Linked DNA regions of Homo sapiens: region 1 is linked to region 2. Evidence: read pairs that join two places in POLR2A ChIA-PET (ENCODE). Cell type or tissue: MCF 10A. All regions are shown on one strand. Links, peaks and the distances in the headings refer to the core of each region. The heading gives the core; the rest is flanking DNA. Region 1 has its middle 80 kb from the start of PTPRK. Region 2 overlaps PTPRK (protein tyrosine phosphatase receptor type K).

Evidence for each region. Peaks named below come from ENCODE experiments on the same cell type or tissue, not always from the same donor. Only the 100,000 strongest peaks of a DNase experiment are listed, where the experiment ranks them.
Region 1: POLR2A ChIA-PET joins it to region 2 with 5 read pairs; 3 of 35 experiments call an interaction of 5 or more read pairs at or near these places.

The regions. Positions count from the first base shown.
Region 1 is chr6:128,598,002-128,602,404 of GRCh38, reverse strand. No RefSeq gene overlaps it. Among named protein-coding and RNA genes, the nearest start is that of PTPRK, 80 kb to the right of the region's middle. In MCF 10A, for the core only: no CTCF peak of the experiment used is centred there; DNase peaks (open chromatin) are centred at 1,824 and 4,214.
Region 2 is chr6:128,506,677-128,511,079 of GRCh38, reverse strand. The region is part of intron 1 of PTPRK (protein tyrosine phosphatase receptor type K); the gene reads left to right. Among named protein-coding and RNA genes, the nearest start is that of PTPRK, 12 kb to the left of the region's middle. In MCF 10A, for the core only: no CTCF peak of the experiment used is centred there; DNase peaks (open chromatin) are centred at 2,009 and 3,169.

The sequences.
Region 1 (4,403 bases), core at 272-4,271, 91 kb before region 2:
CTACTACCTAAGACTGATAATTTATAAACAAAAGAGGTTTAATTGACTCACAGTTCCACATGGCTCGGGAGGCCTCAGGAAACTTACAATCATGGCAGAAGACAAGGGGAAGCAAGAACCTTCTTCACATGGCAGGAGAGAGAAGCAAGCAAGGGTAGGGAAACTGTCTTATAAAACCACCAGATCTCGTGAGAACTCACTTACTATCACAAGAACAGCATGGGGGAAACCACTCCCATGATCCAATCAACCCTCTCCCTCAACACCTGGAGATTACAATTGAAGTTGAGATCTGGGTGGGGACACAGAGCCAAACCATATCAGATGACTTTAAGACAACCCATTCTTTCCTGAGAAAACTGTGGGAGAAGAGTACAAGAGAACTGGAAGCCTATGCAAAAGAAGGAAGGCGACAGAGGGACAAGGGAGGGTCAGTGGGAAGGGGAGATCTGGAAGCAGGGAGTAGCTTTTCCTGCTTTACAAGTATGATTTAATTTGGGAGAGGCCAAAATCCCCTGTCTGGGGCCAGCTGGTGGACCCAGATGGGGCTCATCACTTCCAGCAATAGAGAGGGAGAGAGAGAGGAGAGAGGAGAGAAGTAGGAAGTGGGTGTGGGCTTGAGGGGAAAGATTGGGGGCAGGTGTGAAAGAGTAGTAGAAAAATGGTAAGAAAGAGAGAGGGAGAGAAAGAGGAGAGGAAACAAGAGGAGAGAAAACGAATAAATATGACTCTACAAGAGGTAAATATGTGGCTTAAAGTTAAAGGAAATAAACTGGATGCCAGATGCCTGGGTTCATGTCCCGCCTCAGCTACTTAAGAGCTTGGTGACCATGGTAACATCACTTAATTTTTCCATGCCTCAGTCTCTTAATCTGTCAAATGAAGTAAAGAATACTACCCACATTATATGATCATTTACAGAAACAAATGAGCTAATATATGTACAGTTAGCAAAGGTCTACTATTATTATCACTCAAGTTCCAGGTTTCCATCTAGGATTCAAGAAATAAACAAGAAATGACAACCTGCCTTTGTGAAGATTCAGCAAATGTGTACAGCCTGGGAAATAGTCTGTTCCCTTTTTCACTCCCTTGTTTGCTTTTCCAACTGGGCTTACGGTGTGTATAGTTACAGCCAACTCTGAACATAGCAACCCTAGAAAGACTGCTCAGCGTAGCTGTGCCGAGGTGACTGGGATATACACAGTAGTTGTCATGTGATTTTACTTAAGCCTGATATCTCCCAACATAGACCTAATTTTCCATCTAGGAAATGTTGATATCCTGCCGTTCCATGATAAGGCTAAGTGAGAAGTCTGCAGTCCTCAAATGTAATTTTTCTACATGAGTTATCTTGCTTGCTTTTTTCATTGAGGCAGCCAAAAAAATAAATCCAGCAAAGACCATTTTATTCCCCTCCACTTCACTGTGATGCAAGTTGATAGACCACACTAACCCCTAAGGAGGATCATTTCTGAAATGTGAGAATGCAGGTGTTTTGCTTATTTTCTACATGGGCACTTTTCTCTCTGCCAGCGCCTGTCTCCAGAGATGACAGCACTGCAAAGAAACCGGGAGCTGAAAAACCACAGGTAATGTTTACTGTGTGCATTTATTAAAAGGTGTTAACAACTAATTGCATAGCATCACCCACTTAAACACATTGCAAAGAGTATTATTGCCATGAGTCTGAAAAATGCTTCCCTGGCATAGATTTTTAATAGCTTTTAAAAAGAATATGGTCCTGTAGGAAATGCCAAATTTGTGGCTTCATCCAGTGCATTTGGGAGACAGGATGTGGTTCAGCAGTTATGGGGGTTGCCGTGAGTCATCTATGGAGACAGATGTTTCCATGGTGACCTTCCCCATTCATTCAGTGTGAGGCCTCCATATACTCGTGAGGATTAATGACATGGCATTAACACTGATAATCATAATGAAGAGAGCTGTCTGAGATTGGGGCAACCCAACCCTGACATTTTCAAGGAAATAGGATGGAGGAATTTAACCAATGTGTAGAGGAAGAAAATATTGAACTACAAGGAGAGGAAATCCATTTCTTCTTTTTTTTATAAAATAGTCTTCCTGCCAGAAAAGAGTCAGCTGCTGACAGACTTCTATAGTCTCCCCTCTGAGAATTCTCTTTATATTATGACAGAGTGGGGGTGGAAATAAATAACCCCAAAAATGTTTCACTTTACGTCAAAAGAACCAGGACTAGAGAATAAGGAAAAGGCACAGACTTAAACTCTACTCAGTTGTCTTATTTGTTTGTTTATTTAAATACCTTAAGATGTTCCTTAGGAAATCCTTTTAGGGAAACTCATTTTACTGAGAGACTTGCCTATTCTATAGCTTTATGGCACTACTTTTGTCCCTTCGGGGAAAAAAAACCATTCTTCTCACATTGTGCTGATAGCAACATGTTTTTTTAGCTCACAGAGATGTGGGGCATTGTACGAACTGATAAAGTGAAATGTTAGGAGCCTATGATCTAACTCAGATGCCAGCCCGGGTACAATCGTAGACACAAAAAGAGATTATTACACTTTCCCAGAGCAGGATGCAGATACTCACAGGCTCACAGAGGATTGTGCCTTGTGATTTAGTTAGTTGTTTGCATGGTTATCTCTTTTATTAAATTTCAAGATTCTATAGAGCAGGAACTTCATCTTATTCACCTTTGGCACAGCCAGCTACCCCTAACATACACACATAAAAATATACACAAGCACACATATAAACAAACATACCTACACACACACACCCCTAGCATTTTACTTTACACCCCACACACTGCATTACTACCTACCTCTTAAATGAGTGGATTTCATCAGCAATGTAAAACCTCGAATGAGACAATTAAGCACTTGTATATGAAGTTTTTGAAACTCATAGAGTCAAATTATAATGGTTTTTAAAACTATGTAACACTGTTTTGCTTTTTTAAATGTTTAGACAAGTGGATTTGACACAAATGCAATAAAGCCTGAGAGGCAGTAAATGAAAAAAAATCATGAAAAAAGAAATTAAGAGACTCTAGAGCCACTGGACTATTCGGGTTGATTAAATGATGTCTGCAAAATGCTGATGACTGGACCTATTGTGGCATTTGCTAATCCAGCAAATATTTACTAAGTACCTATTTTAATAGTTACTTGCTCTGTGCCAAGCATTGTCCTAAGTGCTTATGCATATTGACTTATTTAATCTCTCCTAAGAGGTAAACACTATTATGAAAATACCTGTTTTTAGGAAAGTAAACTGAAGTAGGAGTAATTTCAGTGACTTGCCTAAATTCACATAAATAATATGGAGTTGAGTTTTAAGCTGAACCACGCAGGCTGGCTCCAGATCACAAGCTCTTAACTGCTATGTGATAATGCCAACCCCTGGGCTAGAAATGGGAGATATAAAAATAGTCAAATGGTACATACATCTTCTTGGTTTTCATAAAGCTTGGAGTTTTGAAGTGGTAACATGCTTAAAACCACCAGTTGCAATCACAACTGGCAAGTGCCACAAGGGACAAGGAAGGGACTCTAGGAACAGGTTAGTGCAAGTCATTCTAACCTAAAGATTATGAGGCTAGTCATAATAGGAAAAGGTACAGACAGTAAGATAGGTGAGCACCGCTTTCCTATTGACCTTGTTTTCTATTTGTCTTTGATGAGGAGGTATGCATGACTCAGCCAGAGATATTGAAGGAAGGAATCTTTCCAAATGATTCCTCAGGTATGAACTTTGAGGGACATACCTCTGCGGAGCAGAAAGTTAGCATCTGACTAGACAGATGTGATTACCCAGTTGGAAACTCTCAGCATGGACTGTTGGGAGGGACAGTGTTTCCAAGAAGCCAAAAGTGCAGAAAGAACAGCACAGTCAACAGAAGATCCTGATAACCTTTGCTAAGGTTATAGTGCGTGTCATGGGCATGAGAAACTTTGGGGAACCAGGTACCTGCTAAGAAAGTTCCTCTAAAAGTCAGTTTAAATCTCGGTGATTAATTAAACATTTTTATGCCTCATCATAGTAGTTAAGTACTTTCTATGTACCAAACTCTATGGTAAGTCTTGGGAGAAAAAATATTATTATTATTGCTATCCTGATCAAAGTTATGACATGGGAGAGCTGGCATAGGAACCAAAGCCTAACTTATTCCAAAGCCAGTTCTTATGGCAACTGTGGCTTGTGACCAAAATTCTTGCTGGGGTTTGCAAATGAAGCAAGTTAATACCTGTTCATAAGTAGGAACTAGTGACTCATTGGATCTGAGTGGAGAGCTTGACATAGAATCATCCTACAACTCCCAGAAGTAATTTGTCACTTAATGCCACTGATGCCCCAAAGTGTGATAGTCAAATCTATGGGGACACACTAGAAACAAATGTAAGATTTTGTCC
Region 2 (4,403 bases), core at 273-4,272:
TTTTATTTTCCTTGTCTCAGTATTGAATTAGTCTAACATTAAAAATTTGTAGAATTTGGTGTTAAAAAAGATCTTAGAAATTAATGACCCCTTCATTTGACGTAAGTTGCCCAAAGTCATACAGGTAGGAAGAACTTGAGCTCAAATTAAAGATTTTAATGTATAGGTTAGTGTTCTTACTATATATGTATCATATATTAATGTATACTATATATATATCATTTTCCTTAACAGTAATCTATATAATTATTATTTAAGATTAAAAAATTTTTGGCTTGTATTCCAAATTTCTGAAACAATATTTCCAAATATAAACCTGACTTAGTGATTGGATTTGATTAGAATAGTAGTCTGCATATAAGGTGATAATATGTCTGTGAATGCAAGAGACTATCTTAGATAACTGCTTGGTTTTCAGATATCATGACAGAATTTATACATGTATGCATGTATAGGTGTTTGCATGTATGCATTTATTTATTTTTAATAGAAAGCAAAGGGTAAAGTAAGCTGTGGTAAATGATATTGACACAGACAAAACCTACTAACTCTACTATTTTTGAAAACCTCAAGAGATGATGGTGATTTTATTTTTAATTTTGATCCTCTAACCTCTGCTGCCTAAATTTATTATGTATATCTGAGCAACATGGGATATTAGGAAGAGTTGCTATAAGAAATATCTTGGGGTACTGAATAATGAATAAAATGTAGAGAAGTAGCAGCTGTTTGCCTAGCTACCTCCTCTCCTAATGAGAGATTTACCCAGGCTGTCTTAATCACATGTTAGTGCTAGTGGATTTGACTGAGGACCATGGCTGTGCCAGTTGAGGCCAGGGGATAGTCTCCAGGCACTTTAATGGTCCGTAATGGACCTTCAATGGCCAGGGCAGCTGGCCTGGCACATAGGGGTGTAGACAGTGGTTGAGGAGGAAGGTTTACTGACTTCATCATGCTTCCCTTTGTCACTGGAGGCTTGTTTTCGTACACTTTTGTCTATTATCATAAATAACTTATGATAATAACTTATGACTCTTTTTCTGTCTTATTTATGTCCTTATGTGATGACTGTCAGTCCTAAATGATGAAGTTTGTAATAATTTGCCCTAACCACCTGGTCAGTTGGAGCAGATTGCTATCTGGTGTTGACTCATTATGCCCCTTTATCTAAACCAACACTTAAATGCTCAGGAAATATATGAATGAGGTGAAGGGGCTGGCAGCAACCTACCTCAGAACCAATGCCTTTGGAGATCTATGCAGGAGGCTGTTTAATGCACAGAGCACTGGCCTTGCTACAGGAGGACTTATGTTCCAGTCTTAAGCTCTGTCACTTTCTGAAATTTGGGAGCAGTCCTTTCTGCTTGATCTTTCATTTCTTTATCACCAAAATGAGAATATTACAATGAAGAATGACTTTAATGTCTTGTCTAGTCTACTGAACCAGACACTTTTAAGGTGAAATGAATAATATATGTGAAAGTAGTTTTATATTTGTAAACTACCATAAAAATGTAAATTTTGTTAGGAATAGAAACTTTGACAATAAGGAAAGTATTGCTGAAGGCACAAAAAGTGTGTATGCTGAAGAAGGGAAATGAAAACAATAAATAAATGCTTCATATATTTGCATGTTTAAGTGATACATTGCCTCTCAATGTTGGGGAAAGTGGTATAATAAAGAAGAATGAGCATGGTTCTTGTGAATAATGGGTGATTCTGCAATCATGTATCATAAAGAGCAGTCCCCCCAACTTTTTTCACATATATGTATTTCCTATGTATGTATAAATAAACTTTAATGCTACCAGGTAGTTCACTAGCCCTCCCATATCTCTGGGGGATACATTCCAAGGTGCCCGGTAGACGTCTGAAACTCGTATGGAACCCACCCTTAAATATACTATACCATGTTGTTTCAATCTGATAATGGAAATGGCTACTGAGTGACTAACAGGCAAGTGGGCTGTACAATATGGACACACTAGACAAAGGGATGATTCATGTCCCGGGTAGGACGGAGTGAGACAGCATGTGATTTCATCACGCCACTCAGAAGGGTGTGTAATTTAAAAGCTGTTTATTTATGAAATTTTTTCGTTTTCTTTTCTTTTCTTTTCTTTTTTTTTTTTGAGATGGAGTTTCGCACTTATTGCTCAGGCTGGAGTGCAGTGGCATGATCTTGGCTCACCGCAACCTCCGCCTCCTGGGTTCAAGCGATTCTCCTGCCTCAGCATCCCAAGTAGCTGGGATTACAGGCACCTGCCTCCACCATGCCCGGCTATTTTTTTGTGTTTTTAGTAGAGGCGGGATTTTGCCATGTTGGCCAGGCTGGTCTTGAACTCCTGACCTCAGGTGACCTGCCGCCTCAGCCTCCCAAAGTGCGGGATTACAGGTGTGAGCCACAGAGCCCTGCTTGAAATTTTTCATTTAATATTTTTGGACCACAGTTGGCCAAGGGCAACTGAAACCACAGAAAGTGAAACTGTGGGTAAGGGGGTCCTACTGTATTTGTATTTCCTCCAGATATTCAATATAGATTATGTGATTATAAAATAAGTTATTAAAGAAATGTAAATGTGTTTTAAGTACTTATATATATCATATATAGAAAGTTGTGTGTATACTTTTTTCCTTTTAAAAATTTTCGTGATAAGCTAGAACATGCTCTTGCCATCTAAGCTGTTCTGCCTGGTTTTTAAGAGCATGATCCTGATGAGGTTTATATCCTTTCATTTATTCTTTCACTCCATGAATCTTTGAGCACCTTACTATGTGCCCATGCTGTGCCAGGTTTTGGGTATGCTGGCAAGTAAGCCAGCAGTGACTTGTCCCAGTGCCTGTGCAGCATTTATAATGTTAATGACTATTAAGGCATGGTAATATTTGCATCGCTGCCCACATCTAGTGATTCACAAGTGAAGCTTGGGGCTTTGTTGGTAACTGACCATATATTTTATAACTGACCATACTCCTGAGATGTGGCAAGTGTCAAAGCTCTGTCTGTCTTACAGTTTGCTGATTCACTTCAGAACTTGCCTAGGATAATTCCAGTCTATCAGTAGTCTTTCCATAGTCTCAAAACTACCCAAACAAGTAAAAGCCTACCGAAAAAGAATTACAAACACATTGCCACAATGATAGTAAAATTCCGCCAAGTGGAATTTCCCAAAACTTGAGTAATCCGAAATGTAAACAAAGTCAGGCAGAGGAGAGAGCACATTTGTTTTCTGGAGGTTTGCTGTCACTAACTCTCCCTCTGGAAGCAGGATCAAGAAGATTGGTGGACAGCCTCTTAGACTACAGTGTATGTCAATGTGCATTTACAACCTGAATATTCACATGCATAATCCCTGGTTGTTTGGCTGCAGAATCCTGTTTGCTCTGACCTGCAGCTGCTTATGAACTGCCTCTCTTGCCTGGACTTTGATCAGCCCTCTCTCTGCTATTGCTTCTGTAGCCCATTGCCCTGTCTAGTGGGCAGCCACAAGAGAGGGAGACCAGTGGCTGGCAGAGTCCTATCAGCCAGGAATGAGGGTGGGCTGTGACCATCACCTAATTGCCCTGGCACCTGCATCCCATAAGGCACTGTTTGGTCATTCATTATGAAGGGGACAACAGTAGTTATTTAAGTACACTCACGGTCTTACCAGGAAATGGGGATTTTGAACTTCTGTCTTAAAAGAGGCCCACATGGCCTCTAGAGTGGGCCTCTAGTGTGAATTAAGGAGAGAAAAGCAATTTTGGAGAAGTGTAAATTTTTCCTAAGCCAAATTAAAGTTACTAGATTACATATACCCAAGGTTCAAAAATAGAAATTTAAAAAACTGTTTTTTGTTAGTTGAGTCACTGATATTTTATGCCCATTTTGTGTTTAAGCAAAAGAATACTTATCAAATGCTGATCTCCACACATAGTATAGAGCATAGTGTTTAAGAGTGCGGACATTGGAACTTGACTGCTTGAGTGGGAATATACATTCCAACATGTTTTTACTACATGATCTGACCACTTTCCTTCAGTTTCCACATATTCAAAATGGGAAAGTACCCATTCCAGATGTAGGTTTTGAGAAATATTGAGTTACAGTGCTTAAATGAGTGCCTGGCACACTAATAAAATTTGTCCATTTTAGTTATTATTGTTAATGAAATTGCCAGTGTTTGCAGAATATCTAATCTCATGCTGTTATCTCTTAAAATCTCTAACTACATTATCTTTTACTTTAAAATAAAACCACCAGAGAATAAATAATAGGATGCCTGAAGTAAATCAGCTCAATATGCTGATTAACAAAGACCACAAGCATCACTTTATAGAATATAATCCAGTGTTTATGAAAACAAGAAGCAAACTTATTCTTTTTTTATGTTAGAGGTTACAGTGACTTATAATAATTTTTT